2 separate regions of the Homo sapiens genome follow, and region 2 is linked to region 1. The links are chromatin loops, found by intact Hi-C in ENCODE. Cell type or tissue: heart left ventricle. All regions are shown on one strand. Links, peaks and the distances in the headings refer to the core of each region. The heading gives the core; the rest is flanking DNA.

Region 1 (8,324 bases), core at 313-8,312:
CGTTGAAGAAGAACAACAACCATGGCCATGAAGGACACTGGGATAAAGGTACGTCCATCCGAACAAATGGAGAAACTTGAATATAGGCTGCTTTTTAGATTGCAGTATTGTATCATTGTTAAATTTCCCAACTGTGAAAATTGTGTCGTGCATGGTTCTGCGGGTAAATGCCTTGCTCTTAGGAAATATTATTTATGAATGAAGTGACATGATGTCTACAGCAAATCCTTGAATAGTTCAGCAGAAAACGTGCATGTTTATACGTGTGTAGGGAGACAGTAAGAGAGCACAAATGAGCAAAATGTTAGCAATTGTGATGGTACATGTATGCAGGTGTTTACAGTACTAACGATTTTACTAAGATTTGAAAAAAATCAAAATTAAAAGAGAGAAGAAAGAAGCACCTGCTATGAGCCAGGGACACAGGTGGCTTCCATCTAACCACCACTCTTTTCCCTTCTTATGTTAACAACTTTCACCCTTCTTCCCTACCACGTGGCTGTAGTGTGAGGGCTGCCAATCCTGATGTCTCAAGCCCTGGAGTAGGCACATGATGCAGGCCTGGCCAATCAGGGTGCTCCATGCTGTTGCCCACCACGACTGGTCAGGGATGGTCTGAGCTGGGCCAATCAGAATCCTTCCCTGGGACTTTCTAAGTGAAACTTCCAGAAAAGTTCTTTCTACTCAGAAATCAGGCAGCTATAGCTTGTGAGCCCTGAACTTCTCAGTGTCACTCATGACTCATGAAGTATGAACCCAGAGGTGGGCACAGCTGAGCGACTTGGAGGAAAGAGGGCCTGGCAATATCAAGCTCTTGGTCTAAGTCCTGAGGTTCCAGGAACTGCCAAGGTTCTGGAAGCTCTGACTTCGGTTCTGTGGTGCACTTGTGGTCTCCTCTGTAAATAATGAGAAGGCAAAAAAGGTGTCAGGGGATATGTAAGGCCATACTTTCTGGACAGTCACAAAGGACAGAGGAGATGGAGCAGTGCGTGCGTGTGTGTGTGTGTGTGTGTGTGAGAGAGAGAGAGAGAGAGAAAGTGTGTGTGTGTGTGTGTGTGTGTGTGTGAAAGAGAGAGAGAGAGAGAGGGAAAGAAAGAGAGAGGGAAAGAGAGAGAGAGAGAGAAATTAAGAATACATGCATTATTGGCTAGGCGCGGTGGCTCACGCCTGTAATTCCAGCACTTTGGGAGGCTGAGATGGGCAGATCACGAGGTCAGCAGATCGAGACCATCCTGGCTAACACGGTGAAACCCCGTTTCTACTAAAAAAAAAATACGAAAAATTAGCTGGGCATGGTGTCGGGCGCCTGTAGTCCCAGCTACTTGGGAGGCTGAGGCAGGAGAATGGCGTGAACCGGGGAGGCAGAGCTTGCTGTGAGCCGAGATTGTGCCACTGCACTCCAGCCTGGGGGACAGAGCAAGACTCTGTCTCAAAAAAAAAAAAAAAAAAAAAAAAGAATACATGCATTATCAGGAAAGGTTTTCTAAAAGAGAAGGAATTTGAGCTGGGCCCTGCAGGAGAAAAAAAAGTTTTCAAAAGGGGAAATATTCCCGTGGAGGGGATAGGACAGTTTGGACAAAGTCCGAGAAGAGGGAATTTGCAGGGAACTGTCCTGAGACCCTTGATGGTCTAGCGGGGGTGGCAGGAGGTGAGACTATGCCAGCAGGAGCAGATCAGGAAGAGTTCTAAGGCCCTTCTAAGGAGTGCAGACCTTGCCTCAGGGGCACAGCAAGTTTTTAATTGAAGGAAAATCCTGATTGGACCTGCATTCAGGCACACCGTTGCCCCCAGGCCACCAGATCCAACACTCTTAGGGGCGAGGAGGTAAAGGAATGAGTTTCCCAAGTGCGCGCTCATCTATTTCCCTTGAATAACTTCCACCCAACATAGCTATAAAATGGAGTATCTGCATTCTCCCGATTGCTTTGTTTTCTAGAATTTGCAGAGCAGTTAGCCGAAAGATTGCTTAGGATACACATTAAGGAAGCAATTGCAGCAATCCTTCTTCAATGAGAGGCAGTGTGGTGGATGGTAACAAATTCCCACTCTGCTGTCAGACAACTTATTTTTGAAGCCCAACTCAACCATCTGACTTTAGGTGATGTCTTTAACTTCTCTGAGCTTCAGTGTGTTTATCTGTAAAATGGGGGGAAATAACTGAAACTACTCATAGGATTGTGGGCAGGATTAAATGAGATAATCGCAGAGGGACATCACAATGTCTGCCATATAAGAAATTCTTTTTCATTGTCTATGATTGCTATCATCATTGTTATTGTCATCATCATCATCATCATCCTCAATAGCTGGACCTCATCATCGTCAATAGCTGGACCTCATCATCGTCAATAGCTGGACCTCATCATCATCATCATCAATAGCTGGACCTCATCATCGTCAATAGCTGGACCTCATCATCATCAATAGCTGGACCTCATCATCATCATCATCAATAGCTGGACCTCATCATCGTCAATAGCTGGACCTCATCATCATCATCATCAATAGCTGGACCTCATCATCGTCAATAGCTGGACCTCATCAGCATCAATAGCTGGACCTCATCATCGTCAATAGCTGGACCTCATCATCATCAATAGCTGGACCTCATCATCATCATCATCACCACCAATAGCTGGACCCTGTCCACTCCCTGAATGCCTGCAGGGACAAGGGCTGACTGTTTTCAAAGGCAGGCCATTCCACATGGTCCTTCCACTGAGCTGGAACCTGCTTCTGTGTACCACCCGCCCTTGCATCCTAGCAGTGCCAGGGCCCCAGAAGAGCAGCTCTGAACCAGATAAGGAACCAACTCTCCTCCTCCCCTCCTCCTGGATCCTGCCTCCGGCTCCCAGCCGGAAGAAGTCAGGGGCAGGCTAGGCCCGGCACTACTTGCACGTGTGGTATGCCATCCCATGCTCTTGGTCACCCACTTGAGCGTGTCCAAAGTCTAAGATGATGCAGGGGCCCTTCACAGAGACGGTCACAACTTCCTGGGTGTGCCAGGTGGTGGCCAGGAGAGGCTCTGGCCCCCAACTGAAAACCACAGAAGGGGCTGCTCAGGGAGAGCTTTCTGATCTCCTTGTGGGCTTCCTGGAGAACCGGAGGCCCAGAGTGGCCAGCCCTGCAGGACCTCTTGCTTGCTCATCCAGCTCTCCCCTCTGCAGGAGGGGAGGGGGTGCCCTGTCCTGGGCTTTCTTTTGCCAATGTGGCCACACTACACCAGCCCATGCAGTCCAGGGTTAAGGCAGAAAGACTGGGGTGGGGAGTCACTCCAAACTCTGGCCTCCGCACTCCCTAAAGGAAAGGCTGGTTCTCCAGAAGGACAGATCAAGCAATGATACCCCCTCCTCTTATTTGCATACCTGTCCCTGGCAGCAGATTTGTGTCAACATCCCCAGGGCAAGACAATCTTGTTTCCCCAACAAAACCGATTATGCACATCAGGCCCTGGGATTAATCACCAGCCACAGGGTTGGAGCCAATAAAACAGGCGGAGGTGGGAGGATAAGAGCAGAAAGGAGGGAGTGCCTGCCCCAGTCTGTGGCTGCGAGGAAAGGCTGGAGGCCAGGGTGGCCTGGGTGAGGGGCTGCTTCCCTGCTGGCAGCAGATCCACCCTTGCTGAGACCCTATTCTCTTTCCCTGCTCTTCCTTCTCCCCACCTGGCAATGTCCCGGCAGGGAAAGGCCAGTCAGGCCCAAGAGCTCCATGGCACGGGCACAGATAGGAAGTGAAGATAAGCTCAAGAGGCCCTGAGAGGGCCATCTCTGTGTCCCACCTGAATTTCCCATAGATAGAAGATGTCCCCTCCTTCACTGATCCCAGGTTGCTGCAGAGCCCACCCCTCCATTGGACCCAGGCCCCACAACAAGAGTCCCCTGGAGATGGCAGTGTTCGAGAGAGTGAGCAGGGGGCCACAGTCACAGCCACAGCCACAGCTGCTGTTAGTGAGTCCCTGTGCCCAACACCACCTCTGCTCCTATGCACTGTGGTACAGACCATCCTGTCCAGGCAGCGCTGGCCCCTGGTCCACAACCCAGCCATCCTCTGCAGGGATCAGTAGGGTGGAGCCATCTCACCTTGGGGCAGGGCTGCCTTTGCCACTCACTTCCAGAACTCCAGGCTCTAGGAGCCCTGAGCCCCACACTGTCACACAAACCCCCTCCTCACCATGCCCTCTTCAAAGCAGGGCAGTGGTCCTGGCAGCCAGGAGGAAGGGCGGGGAGGGGCAGTTTACCTGTATTCCAGGGAGAACTTGGTCAGCTCCCTGTTGTTGTGGAGCCACTTGAACTCCAGTGGCCAGCTGCCCTCGGCCATGCATGTAAGCACCAGGCGGTTTCCTTCCAAGTGCACCTGTGTCCGCACAGGCTCTGTCTTGAAATACGGGGACACATCATCTGCAGAAACAGGGAGACAAAGCCACCAGTGATCACTTGCTCACCTATGTGACCTGGTGCGTTTAGTATCCTAAGGCCCTTAGGCAGATGGAGCAGGTGCAGCCAGGTAATTTGCCCAAGGTCCCGTGGCTGGGAGGGACTTGAACCTGGGTCAGTCTGACTCCAAGGCTTGGTCTTCAGCGGGAGTCACCGACATCTGCCAACCAGAGCCCTGCCTCCTTCCTCCCCAGACCACGCTGGGCTATTGCCCTGCTGCCAGCCCACACTCCAGCATCTTCTGTCACTTCCCTCTCAGCATACACATCCACTCCATCCACTCTGCTCATGGGTTCCCCCTCCAGGGCAGGAGGCAAGAGGGGCACTTTCTGTGGCCCAGCCAAAGGGAATATCAATGTCACAAGGAGAATAGGGAGGCAGATTGACAACTGTAGGGGGTAAAGGGTCTCCTGAGTCCTGCTCCCCAAGGCTGGGGGAAGCCCTCAAAGTGTCAATCACAGAGTCCATCCAGCAGGGCCCCATGGCCACCAGCTGCCTGTTTCTTCCATCCTGGGTCCTGGAGCCAGCCTGCCTCTACCTCCCCGTTCACTCTAGGCTGGCCGCCTGGTTGCCCAGATGATGGGTGAAGAGCAGAACAGCTGCTTCCCCCTCTCTGCAGTCACCCTTATCCTCTGAGCTGACTCAGCCTCGCAGACCTCCCTGCCCCGCCACGGTTCTCTCGACAGAGACCGTGAATTTCGCCCCAGACTTCACAAGACTGCTCAGCTGGCTGATCTGGATGGAAATGGGGCCTCTGCCCTTCTGGCCAGTGTGGGAGAGGGTGGACATGAGTGTACACAAGGGAACTGATGGAACAATGGGAGAGACGGAGGGAAGGGGAGGGGCTCTAATCCGTCAAGGAGATACCTGCCTTTTTGTGGATAGGGTGGGGCCGGGCGGCAGGAGCCAGCATCTGGTAACAATATCCACAAAGATGACAGCACCTGCTCTGTTCCGGGCTGTTCTAGGGGCTCTACCATATGCTCGTCTAATCTTCACAGCAACCTCATGACTAGACAGGATTACAATCTACATTTTGGAGAGGGGACACCAAGGCCTCGAGGGGTTAGAAACCTGCCCAAGGTCACACAACTGGGCGGGAGGTGCTCAGCCCCACAGACAGCTTCAGAGCTGGAGCACTTGAGCCCACACCTCCCTCCGTGAAGCCAAAACCCGGGTGGGAGGAGAGGACAGATATCAGGGAAGAACCTGCAGATGCCCAGAGCTTGTGCCAATGAGCCTTGCATTTGACAGATTCGAGGGAGTGGGTTCTAGAAAGCACCACTCAACAGCTCACCTAGTGAGCACCTACTATGTGCCACGGGCTTGAGGCAGCAGCCGGCGGGGAGGAGTCCAGGCTTGCCAGCCCAACTCCATGCACCTTCCAGTGACCACACTGTGCCCAGAGGGGTGGGATGTAATTAAAGCTGTGCAGGCTGCTGCTGTCAGGGTAGGCCCTGGGCACCCCGACCTTCAGGCCAGTGGTGGGGGGTCTGTCATCTACGGACTTGTCTACGTTCACTCCACCGCTTCCCAGCGGCGTGCGGTGGACAAGCGTTCCTTTATCTGAGTCTCTATTTCTCTATCAGTGGACACAGGAAAAGAAATAGCTACCTTCACGTCTAAGGATGGAAGGAAATAGTGATGGTGAAAATGCTGGCTCTGTGCCCGGCCCAGAGTACATGTTCTGCCAATGTTCATTTCCTTCCTGAACCCTAAAGTACGGTGTCCCCTCCAGGGAAGGGGCTCCACCACCCTCAGTGCTGGCTGATGCCCCAGGCCCATCTTGGTCAGACAGCTAACTTTACCCTGTGAGCCTGGAAGGTGGAAAACACCAGACAGCCTTCTTTTGGCTTAAGAAATGGAACAAACCAGGCTGGCCATGGTGGCTCATGCCTGTAAGCCCAGTGCTTTGGGAGGCCGAGGTGGGAGGATCGCTTGAGGCCAGGAGTTCAATACCAGATTGGGCGACATGGTGAGACCCCCTCTTCACCAAAAAAAAAAAAAAAAAAGAAGGAAAGTTGGGAGGCTGAGGCAGGTGGATTGCCTGAGATCAGGAGTAACACGGTGCCTGGGCAATATGGTGAAATCCCATCTCTACGAAAATACAAAAGAAATTAGCTGGGCATGGTGGCAGGCACCTGTTGTCCTAGCTACTTGGGAGGCTGAGGCAGGAGAATCGCTTAAACTCAGGAGGCGGAGGTTGCAGTGAGCCGAGATCGTGCCACTGCACTCCAGCCTGAGCAACAGAGCAAGACTCCATCTCTACAAAAAAAAAAAAAAAAAAAAGAAGGAAAGAAAGAAAAAGTAAAAGAGAAATGGAACAAACCAACCGAAGAAGAGGAAGGGGCTAGGGAGGGGGCAGTTTGCAGCTGGAAGGGAGTGGACCCAGGTGGTAGCTGGCTGTGGCTGGGTGCAGCGGGCCTTCTCCTGCACCCCAGGCTGGAGCATAAGGAAGGCCCAGAGCCCAGGACCCAGGTCTATCCTCTCACCATCAGATCTGCCCAGTACTGGACATCCTGGTCTTTGGTCAGGTTCAGCCCTTGTTTCCAGGCCTCACTGGGTTCAGGTAGAGATTCACAACTTAACAGAAGCCATCATATACATGTGGGGCCCAAGTCAGCTGGCCCTGCTGCACAGCACCCCCAAACCTTGCACCCCACAGGCCTGAGGGCTCAATCTTATTAATATATAACCTGCGGCAGGTTGGGAGGCTTTTCCTTGAACTCCCACCCTGGCTGCTACTAACCCTCACTGTGGGGACCACCAGAGGGGCAAACCTGAGGGTGGCCTCAGGGTGGCTCAGAGGGCAGCTGCTGCCCAGAGGCTGCCTTCGACTGCTCCCTCTACGTCTGTCTGACTGCTGATGTTTCATTTTGTTTTGGAGACAGGGTCTCGGTCGGTTGCCTAGGCTGCAGTGCAGTAGCATAATGTTGGCTCACCGCAGCCTCGACCTCTGGGGCGCAGGTGATCCCTCCACCTCAGCCTCCTGAGTAGCTGAGATCACAGGCGTGCACCACCAGCTAACTTTTGTATTTTTAGTAGAGATGGGGTTTCACCATGCTGGCCAGGCTGGTCTTGAACTCCTGACCTCAAATGATCTGCCTGCCTCAGCCTCCCAAACTGCTGGGATTAGACGCCTGAGCCACCATGCCCGGCTTGCTAATGTTTCAATCATGCATCTCTCCCTGCTCATTCATGCACATCTTTCCATTGCTCTTAACAAGCGTCAGGTGAACGCAGCGTCTTAAAAACAGTTGAGAAGATGCTTCTTTCTGAGTGTGGACTTGGAGGTGTGACTACCACTGCTGGTCCCTTCCAGGGGCACTTGTGCCTCCAGGGTCTTAGGCCACCTCTGGCCAGGTGCTAGGGAGGATGGAGAGGCTGATGGGCACCCATTTGCCAAGGAAAAGGACCCACTGCCCGCCGCCCGGCTGGCAGCAGCCAGCTCTGCTCTCAGCTTAACAAATGGGCACATTCTTACTTCAAAGGCGCATTCATATTCTCCAGCAGCTTTCAAGAGCCCTTTGAATCGCGCTTTTAAAAACCCTCTGTTCATTGCTGTCATCACTCGTTTGTTTTAAAACAATAACGATCCAGCCCCTGGGTGATTAAATCCCTTCCATGTGGGGCTGACTCAGAGCCAGAACAGTCAGAGGGGCTGGGCAGTGTGTGTATCTGCATGCACACATGTGCATATGTGTGAGCACACACACACGCGCGAGCACGCACACGCTCTGCGCCCAGACGCCCTCGCCTCTGTAAACCTGCTCACTGGGCAATTTCCTCCCAGGTCCGCGTTTGCCAGTTCATTCTTCAAGCCCTCCCGGGGGTGCCAGCCTGCAGCAGAATGACTTTTGCTTGGATGGGTTGACTCCAGAGGCTGCTGGA
Region 2 (8,324 bases), core at 120-8,119, 63 kb after region 1:
TTAAATGGTTGTAACCAAAGTCCTGATAGAAATATAGATAGCAAAGCCCAGGCTGATGAGGTTTCAGAGGAAAACAAACACTTATTAAAAACTGGAGTGAAGATCACCCTGGTTATGCCTTAATAAAAATCTGGGCTACACTGTGTCTATGGCTTAGGGCTTTATGAGAGACACCACTTACAAGTAATAACCCAAGATATCTGGCAAAAGAAATTTCTAAACGACAAAGCACTCAAAATGTGGCCTGGGTGCTTCTAACTTCCTACGACTAGATATGAGAACAAAAAAACGACTTAAATTTAACACTTATAATTAAAAAAAAAAAAAAAGCAGAGTGTAAAAACTTAGAAAATTTCCAGCTTGGCCATGAGGTAGAGAACAAAAGTGCCTTTCCAGTGAGAAACCCAAGGCACTTGTAAGATAACCTCCTGCTAGATAAATTTACATGACTAAACGGGAGTCAAGCACGAATAACAAAGACACTGGAAAAAAAAAGACCTGGAAGACATTTGGAAGGTCTTTGGGGAAAATCCCTTCCATGACAGGCCCAGAGGCCTAAAAAATGGTTTTAGGGGCCAGGCCTGGATCCCTGCTGCCCTCTGCGGCCCCAGGAGGCTGCTCCCTGCATCCCTGGCTGCTTCAGCTCCAGCCAGGGCTCAAAGAACCCCAGGTACCATTCAGGGCTCCACTTCAGAGGGCATACGCCATAAGACTTGGCAGCTTCCACATGGTGAAGCCTGCAGGCACACAGAATACAAAAGTGAAAGAGGCTTGGCAGCTTCCTCCTAGATTTCAGAAGATGTATTAAAAAACTTGGGTGCCCAGACAAGGCCTGCCACGGGGCGGAGCCCCCACAGAAGGCCTCTGCTAGGGCAGTGTCAAGCAAAAACGTGGGGTTGAAGCTCCCACAGGGTCCTCACCGGGACACTGCCTGGTGAAGCTGTGGAAATGGGGCTACCAGCCTCCAGACCTCAGCGTGGTACAGCCACCAACAGCTTACAACCTCAACATGAACAGGCACCAGACTCCAACCCGTTAAAAACAGCCAGGGGGGCTGTGCCTTACAAAGCCAGAGGGGTGGAGCTGCCCAGGCCTTGGGAGCCCAACCCTCACACCAGTGTGCCCAGGATGTGGGACATGGAGTCAAGAGAGATTATTTCAGAGCTTTAAGGTTTAACACCTGCCCTGCTGGGTTTCGGACTTGGGTAGGGTCTGTCATTTCTTTCTTTTGGTTGATTTCTCCCTTTTGAAATGAAAATGTTTACCTCATGCCTGTACCACCATTGTATCTTGAAAGTAAATCACTTGGTTTTGCTTTTACACATTCATAAATTTAAAACAACTTGCCTTGAGTCTCAAATGAGACTTTAAACTTTTTGAGTTGATACTCAAATGAGTTTAGACTTTCAAGGACTATTGGAAAAAAATGATTATATTTTACAATGTAAAAATGACATGAAATTTAGGAGGCCAGGAGTGGAATGATATGGTTTGGATATGTGTCCCCTCCAAATCTCATGTGGAAACCGGATCCTAAATGTTAGAAATGGGGCCTGGGGGAGATGTTTGTGTTGGGAGGCAGATCCCTTGGTGCCCTTCCCACGGTAATGGGTGAATTCTCGCTCTGTTAGTTCACAAGAGAGCTGGTTGTTTAAAGGAGGCTGGCACCTTCTCCCCCTCTCTCTTGCACCCTCTATCTCTCTTTTTCTCTATGTGACACAACTGCTCCCTCTTTTCTTTCTGCCAGTGAGTGGAAGCTTCTTGAGCCCCTCGCTAGAAAGATGCTAGTGCCATGCTTCCTGTACAGCCTATAGAACCGTGAGCCAAATACACGTCTCTTCTTTATACATTATCCAGCCTCAGGTATTCCTTTATAACAATGCAAAATGGACTAATACAAGCTGAATACAAGATCTGAAATTAAAAATTTATTGGATAGATTTAACAGCAGATTGATGAGAACAGAAGAGTCAATGAATGTGAAAATAGATCAATAAAAAATACCCACCCTGAAGAACCAGCAGAAAAGAAGACTTTAAAAAAAGCCCAGAGCCTCAGACTGGAGATGAAGGTCTAACATATATTATACATGAAGTCTAGGAAGAGTCAGGAGTGAATGAATGCATAAAAAGTAGTTAAAGGAATAAGGGCTGAAAATTCCCCAAATTTGGAGAAAGACAAATTGAAGATTCAAGAGGCTCAATGAACCCCAAGCAGGATAAATACAAGGAGAAGAGTCGTTAAACAGGCGACTGCAGAAGGAAGGAACATGCTTTATCTTCAAACCGCTGGACAGCAGGGCCCACCTCTCTGCAGGCTTCATGTACTTTTGTGATACATCACATGACAATATTGCCATCGTCTCCCTAAAAAGTGCACACAGGGGGCAAAGGTTGAAAAAGCACCTATTATGTGCTAATGGCCTTTGTGTATATTTTCTTAATTTACACTCATAGTAACCACAAGAACCAGGAACTGCTGTCTCCAAGTTGTTTTATTATTAATTTTTTAAAAACCAAAATCAGCACTAAGGCTCAGAGATGTTGAGTAACTCACCTAAGATCACACAGCTAGTAGTAAGAGATAGAGCTGGGGTTGAAAGCCTAGTTCCAAAGCCCATGTTCTTTCTTTCTTTCTTTTCTTTTTTTTTTTTTTTTGAGATGGAGTCTCACTCTGTCGCCCAGGCTGGAGGGCAATGGCGTCATCTCAGCTCATTGCAACCTCCGCCTCCCAGGTTCAAGTGATTCTCCTGCCTCAGCCTCCTGAGTAGCTGGGATTACGGGCGCACGCCACCACACCCAGCTAATTTTTGTATTTTTAGTAGAGACGGGGTTTCACCTTGTTGGCTGGGCTGGTCTCAAACTCCTGACCTTAGGTGATCTGCCCACCTGGGCCTCCCAAAGTGCTGGGATTACAGGCGTGAGGCACCGTGCTGGGCCCCATGTTATTTTGTATTCGTGCCTATTAACCCTTGCAGCACATTGGAATCACGTGGTGAGGGATGGGGGTGGGGATTGCTTTCAAAAGCAATCCCCACCCCCAACGAATTAAATCAGAATTAGTCAGGGCTGCATCCAGGCATTGGAATTTTTTTTTTTCAGCCCCTCTGTGTGATTTTAAGGTCTGATGTGGATTGAAAGTCACTGTTGTACACTATGCTGCACTCTGGGAAAGATCAGACGAGAAAAGAAAACTGGGTCAATCCCACTCACATTGGTAGATGGGCGATGAGAACCCCCGCAAAGGTCCTCAGAACGGAGCTCCGAGCCTTGATCTGTAAGCCTGTACCCTTCCTTCCTTGTCTTTTCCTGATCTCTAGGAGCTACACGGCTGTCACCACTCTCAGGTCCAGAAGATATGGGGGTGATAAAAGCGGCCGAGGAGCCTCTCTGCAGCAGGTCCTGAGTTACGGGAGGCTGCAGCCATGGACACGGGACACTTACTCTGGGTGAAGGATGAGGAGCAGGACCTCAGCGCTCTAACTCTTTCAGGCTTCGGCTGGGGAAGGAAGAGAGTCAGGCGGCCCCATGACTCTCCCCAGAGCCCCTCGGGACGGCCCCCCAGAGCCCCTCTTGGGGAGAGACTGGGACTGCTGAGCTTGGTGGACACAGGGCGACCACCCCAGGGGCCCAGCCTTGCTACCTCCCCTCCCTGTTTACACCCCTGCCTCCTAAGCACAGCCCGGCCTCAACATGCATCTCCTACCACCCCATAGGAGTGGTAGACCCCGTCTACACCGGGTCCAGAAACCACACAACCCATAGGTTCTGTGAGCTCCTGGCTCTGTTTTCTCAAATCGCAGCAGAGCATATGCTCAATAAAGAGCCTCCAGGTGCATGTGAGGGTGGGTGAGGTGGCTCCCACTGCTGGCTGGGTGAGCAGTTGGTGCCGCTTTGCCATTTGCCACTAGATTAGCCCAAAAATCAAAAAGAGGGGGACCCACCCAGCACCCCTCTTGTGATGATGGCGGTGATGGTGATGGTGAGGCTGATGGTGGTGATGTTGCCACCTTCCACTGAGCGCTGACTACCCGTGAGGCACTGAACACCACCATCAGCTCACCGCCATCTCGCAGCCACCCACAAAGGGCACTGCTTTAGCTCTGTTTTACAGATGGGAAGGCTGAGGCTCAGAGAAGATCAAGTCCTTGCCCGTGGCAGAACTCATATCAAAGCCAGGTCAGTCTCTAACACCGGAGCCCTTTGGAGGGGCCCTCTTCTACCCATTCCTGTGTTCTTCCTGCCCCTCACTGGACTGAACTGAGTTTAGCCCGAAATGCTCCTCCCAGGCCTGCAGGGACATGGCTGACCTCACATGCTCTGTGCCCCCTTTAGGGTCTCTGCTCCCCTATTCCTCCTCAGCCCACAGCCTGGGGTCAAGGGTGACTATTGTGAGCCCTGGTCTGGTCCTGAGTGGCTGCTGGGACCTTCCCAATGCCTGGGTGAAACTCCAGAGAACGAACTCTGGGCCAGCAGGAGTTTGCTGGGAAGTGGCTGCAGGAGGTGGCTCGGGTTTTTTTTTTTTGAGATGGAGTCTTGATCTGTCACTGAGGCTGGAAGGAGTGCAGTGGTGCGATCTCGGCTCACTGTAATCTCCGCCTCCCAGGTTCAAGCGATTCTCCAGCCTCAGCTTCCCGAGTAACTGGGATTACAGGCGTGAGCCACCATGCCCAGCTCGGGTCTCTTTCTGTCAAGGCAATGAAGAGGCTAAGGAGGGTGACAGAGGAGCCCCCTGAGCCCCAGGCATGGTGGGCTGTGGACCCAACCACCGGCTTCCTGCCTCACTGAGGCACCAGGGCGAAGACACTGATATTCAGTACTAGCAACCCCACAGCCAGTAGATAGTCAAGTTCCCTGCCCTTTCCAATGCCCACAGGACACTCTGGGTCACTCAGGGAGCTCGGTGGCCCACCCAGGCCCAACCCTGAGCCCATCGATCTGGGTCCTGGGGGGAACATGTGGGAGTCCAGCCCGGTGGCCCCCCGGGCGCTCTAAGCAGCCTGTGCCTAATGACCGCAGAAAGCCATTACAGCTCACTTAGCTGTAAACAGCTCTCCACAGCACTCATTAGGGCCGAGGAGCTCCGAGAGCTCTCCTCCTCGGGTGTGGGGCATGTGCCCAGCGGGGGCTACGCCTTCTTACTGGAAACACCGTTTCCCGCCCGGCCTGCCTTCCAGGAAAGGTGAGCCCGGCTGGGGCCCGGCCAGCGCCCTGCCCTCCCCTGCCCTCTCTGACCGGGGTCTGACCCTCCACAGGGGCTCTCTCCTCCCTGGGCATTTCCCAGCCTGCAGGGGCCCAGGGACAGGACAGGCAGAGCCCCAGGTGCCCCCTTGACAACACATGCCGGGCTTTCCATGGCCAACCTCACGGCCCACGGGGAAGGAGGAGCGCCCGCGGGGCCAGCTCCCCTGGGTGGGCCAGCACCCTGGGCATGCCGGGCCAGGCGGGTGCCCACAGAGACTCCCCTCCTCCCTATGATGGGGATGTGCCTGGGAAAGATGGACAGTTCTGGGGCCTAAACTGCAGGCGGACAAGACCTCGGCATTCAGTGCAGGTGTTGTCTTCTACCAAATCAGAGCTGTCCAAATGGTTTTAGATTCGGTCCCCACAAAATCCTGTTGAGGGTCCCAAGAGATATAACAGAGGTAAGGGTGGTTGTCCTCATCTAAGTGGGGGTGAGGGTGGGGTCCACAGCCTGTCTGTTTTGCTGTTTCCCTCCCTCCCCACTTTGTCCTATCCCCTACCTGCCGTGAGGGCTCAGTTATCCCTGTAGAATTCTGGGGTCTGCAGACACAGTTTAGTAACCACTGGCCTGCACCACGCACTGTTTTCTGTGCCTGGAGCGCTCCGACCCCTCTTCCTAGCCAGCTCCCATCCACCCCCACATCCTGATGGCACCCTGTCCCCAGCCCTGCCCTCCCTTCCTCTCATGCCAGCCTCCCTCTTATCACCCAGCTCTTCACCTTCTTAGCATACCCCTACATTTTCCAGTGATATTTCTATTTGTGTAGTTATTTGCTTATCGCCTTCCTATTCCCTGAGCTCTGTAGGGAGGAAGACCATGTCTGTTTTTGTCTCATCTCCAGCATGAGCCCAGTGCTAGGCACACAGCAGGCAGTCCATAAAGATTGACTGACTGACTGAATGAATGAATGGTCTAAGCATATGATGCTCAGCTTGCTGGAGAAGGGGCATCAACATCTTCCTATCATTGACCCCTTCTGTGTCCTCAGCCCTCATGACTGATGTGTCTTCCATCTACTCCTCCACCCCAATCTGGTCAGTATCTACTTGTCCTTTATCTTTCATCTGAGATACTTCCTCCCGGGGAGCCTCCCAGCGCCGTCAAACACCCAGCATGCTCACTTGTAATGGCGCCTTCTTATCTCTTTCTTCCTGGACCAGGAAGCAGAGCACAGGTGTCTAGTGTCAACACATGCCAAGGTGTCCAGTGCAGGTGTGCCACATGAAGGAACGGGTGACTGCCCCATGGCCCTGCTACTATGGGGCAACACCACCTCCTTGGAGGCTGATGACCTGCTCATATAGGATGGGGCCTCTCCATCCTCCACTTCCTCACAATCAGCACCCCCAGACACCTTCCCAATGTCTGAGCAAAACTCTGCAGAGAACACACTCTGGGCCAGCAGGCGGTCGTTGGGCAATGGAAGTGGGTGCACGAGGTGGCTCGGGTCTCTCTTTGGGTTGAGACAATGATGAGTCTAAGGAGGGTGAGTGAGGAGCCTCAGAGCTCCAGCGTGGTGGGCTGGGGACCCAACCATCAGCTTCCTGCCTCACTGCTGCACCAGGGAAAGGACACTGGTACCTGGCACTAGCAGGCCCACAGCCAGTAGATAGGTCACTCTGCACCCCCTTCCCAACCCAGTTCCCCAGAGGCTTCTCCATCTCAGGAATGGTCACCTCTACCCTTCACCCAGCTGCTAGGACCCCAAACCTTGGAGTCGTCATTCAGTCCATCAGCTCGGCACATCCTGCTGGCTCTACCCGCCAAACGCACCTTGAATCTAACTGCTGCTCACCACCCATGTTGCCATCACCCTGGGCAGCACCACCACCAGCTCTGGCCTGGACCACAGCCTCCTCCCAGGCATGCCTGCTCCCCTCCGCTCCCTGAGCCTTAGCCCCACATGGCAGCCAGAGGGATTGATTTAATGCATAAATTGGATCATGCCACTACCTGGCTCAAAGCCTCCAGTGACTGCCACTCACACCCAGTCAAATCCAGAGTCCAGACTGCAACCTGCAAAGGCCTGTGTGGATGGGCCCCTGGCTCTCCTGTGCTCCAGCCTCCTCTCCACACATGCCCAACCCTGCCCTTTATCCGGGCCTTGCTCTCAGGGGCCCTGGGCTCCGCCGTCTCTGCCCCCTTCCAAATGTCACCTCCCCGACCATGAGGACCACTCCAGTGCCACTCCCCAGACCTGCTGGCTTCTTCCTGGCCTTCGTGGGCCCTGTCCCTTCCTGACACTACCGCTCACATCTATGCGCTTCCTCACTGTCTGCCTGACCTCAGGAATGGAAGCTCTGCCCACATCTATGCATTTCCTCACTGTTTGCCCGACCCTCAGGAATGGAAGCTCCATGAAGGCAAGGACTTTTGTCTGTGTTGTTTGGCTCCTGTCCCTTCAGCCCCTAGAACATTGCCTAATACACCAATAAATATTTATCACATGAATATTTATGTAATATCTATTAATTTAGGGGTAGGTGACACAAGTATTTGTTACATGAATGGATACTTTTAAATCCATTGTTGATTAATTGATCAGTTCCCCTTGGTTAAATTTGTTTATAAAAGAACATCAGATCCAACCCTGATCACAGCTGACATCACGTGCATGCACATGTGTACGTGCACACACAAGCACACATGCACACATACACGCCTCGCTGATCAGCCTTATTAGTTTTTTCTCTCCCTTTTTCCCAGTAGCTGCAACTTCAGGAGACTACCTTGTGTGTGAGTGCAGGAGATGGGGGTGGATCTTTCCCTCAAGGCCAGCCCTCCCCACCAGGCTCAGCTATCAGCCAGGAGACAAGGTCCTCTGTGGGCACACCATCACCTCTACCTCCCCTTCGGAACCAAGGCAAGCTCTAAATGCCTTGCCCTTGCTTCCTTCCTAAACATTTAATGCCATACTGGCCTTCTCCACCTCTCTAGACACTTTCTACCACCCTGGCTTATGCTAGAAGATCAGATGCTCCTGGTAATAATGACCCAAGTACAACTTAACCAAGAGGGTGAGTCTTGAGTCTTGAGAAGTATGAGTCTCTGGTGGAAACCCAGTGGAACACCCTAGAGGG

What was found. A loop is a pair of places that touch in the nucleus more often than their neighbours do. Peaks named below come from ENCODE experiments on the same cell type or tissue, not always from the same donor. Only the 100,000 strongest peaks of a DNase experiment are listed, where the experiment ranks them.
Region 2: a loop joins it to region 1, with 5 times the contacts of the local background. A loop is called at or near these places in 2 of 110 quality-filtered maps.

What each region holds. Positions count from the first base shown.
Region 1 is chr17:73,503,201-73,511,524 of GRCh38, forward strand. SDK2 (sidekick cell adhesion molecule 2) reads right to left here. Exons shown (of 45, transcript NM_001144952.2): 2 at 4,238-4,397. Among named protein-coding and RNA genes, the nearest start is that of SDK2-AS1, 6.3 kb to the right of the region's middle. RefSeq lists enhancers at 2,531-3,468, 4,406-5,343, 7,694-8,324. In heart left ventricle, for the core only: no CTCF peak of the experiment used is centred there; a DNase peak (open chromatin) is centred at 4,973.
Region 2 is chr17:73,566,559-73,574,882 of GRCh38, forward strand. All of the region lies in intron 1 of SDK2 (sidekick cell adhesion molecule 2), which reads right to left. Among named protein-coding and RNA genes, the nearest start is that of SDK2-AS1, 57 kb to the left of the region's middle. RefSeq lists enhancers at 1-263, 854-1,442. In heart left ventricle, for the core only: no CTCF peak of the experiment used is centred there; DNase peaks (open chromatin) are centred at 3,543 and 5,273.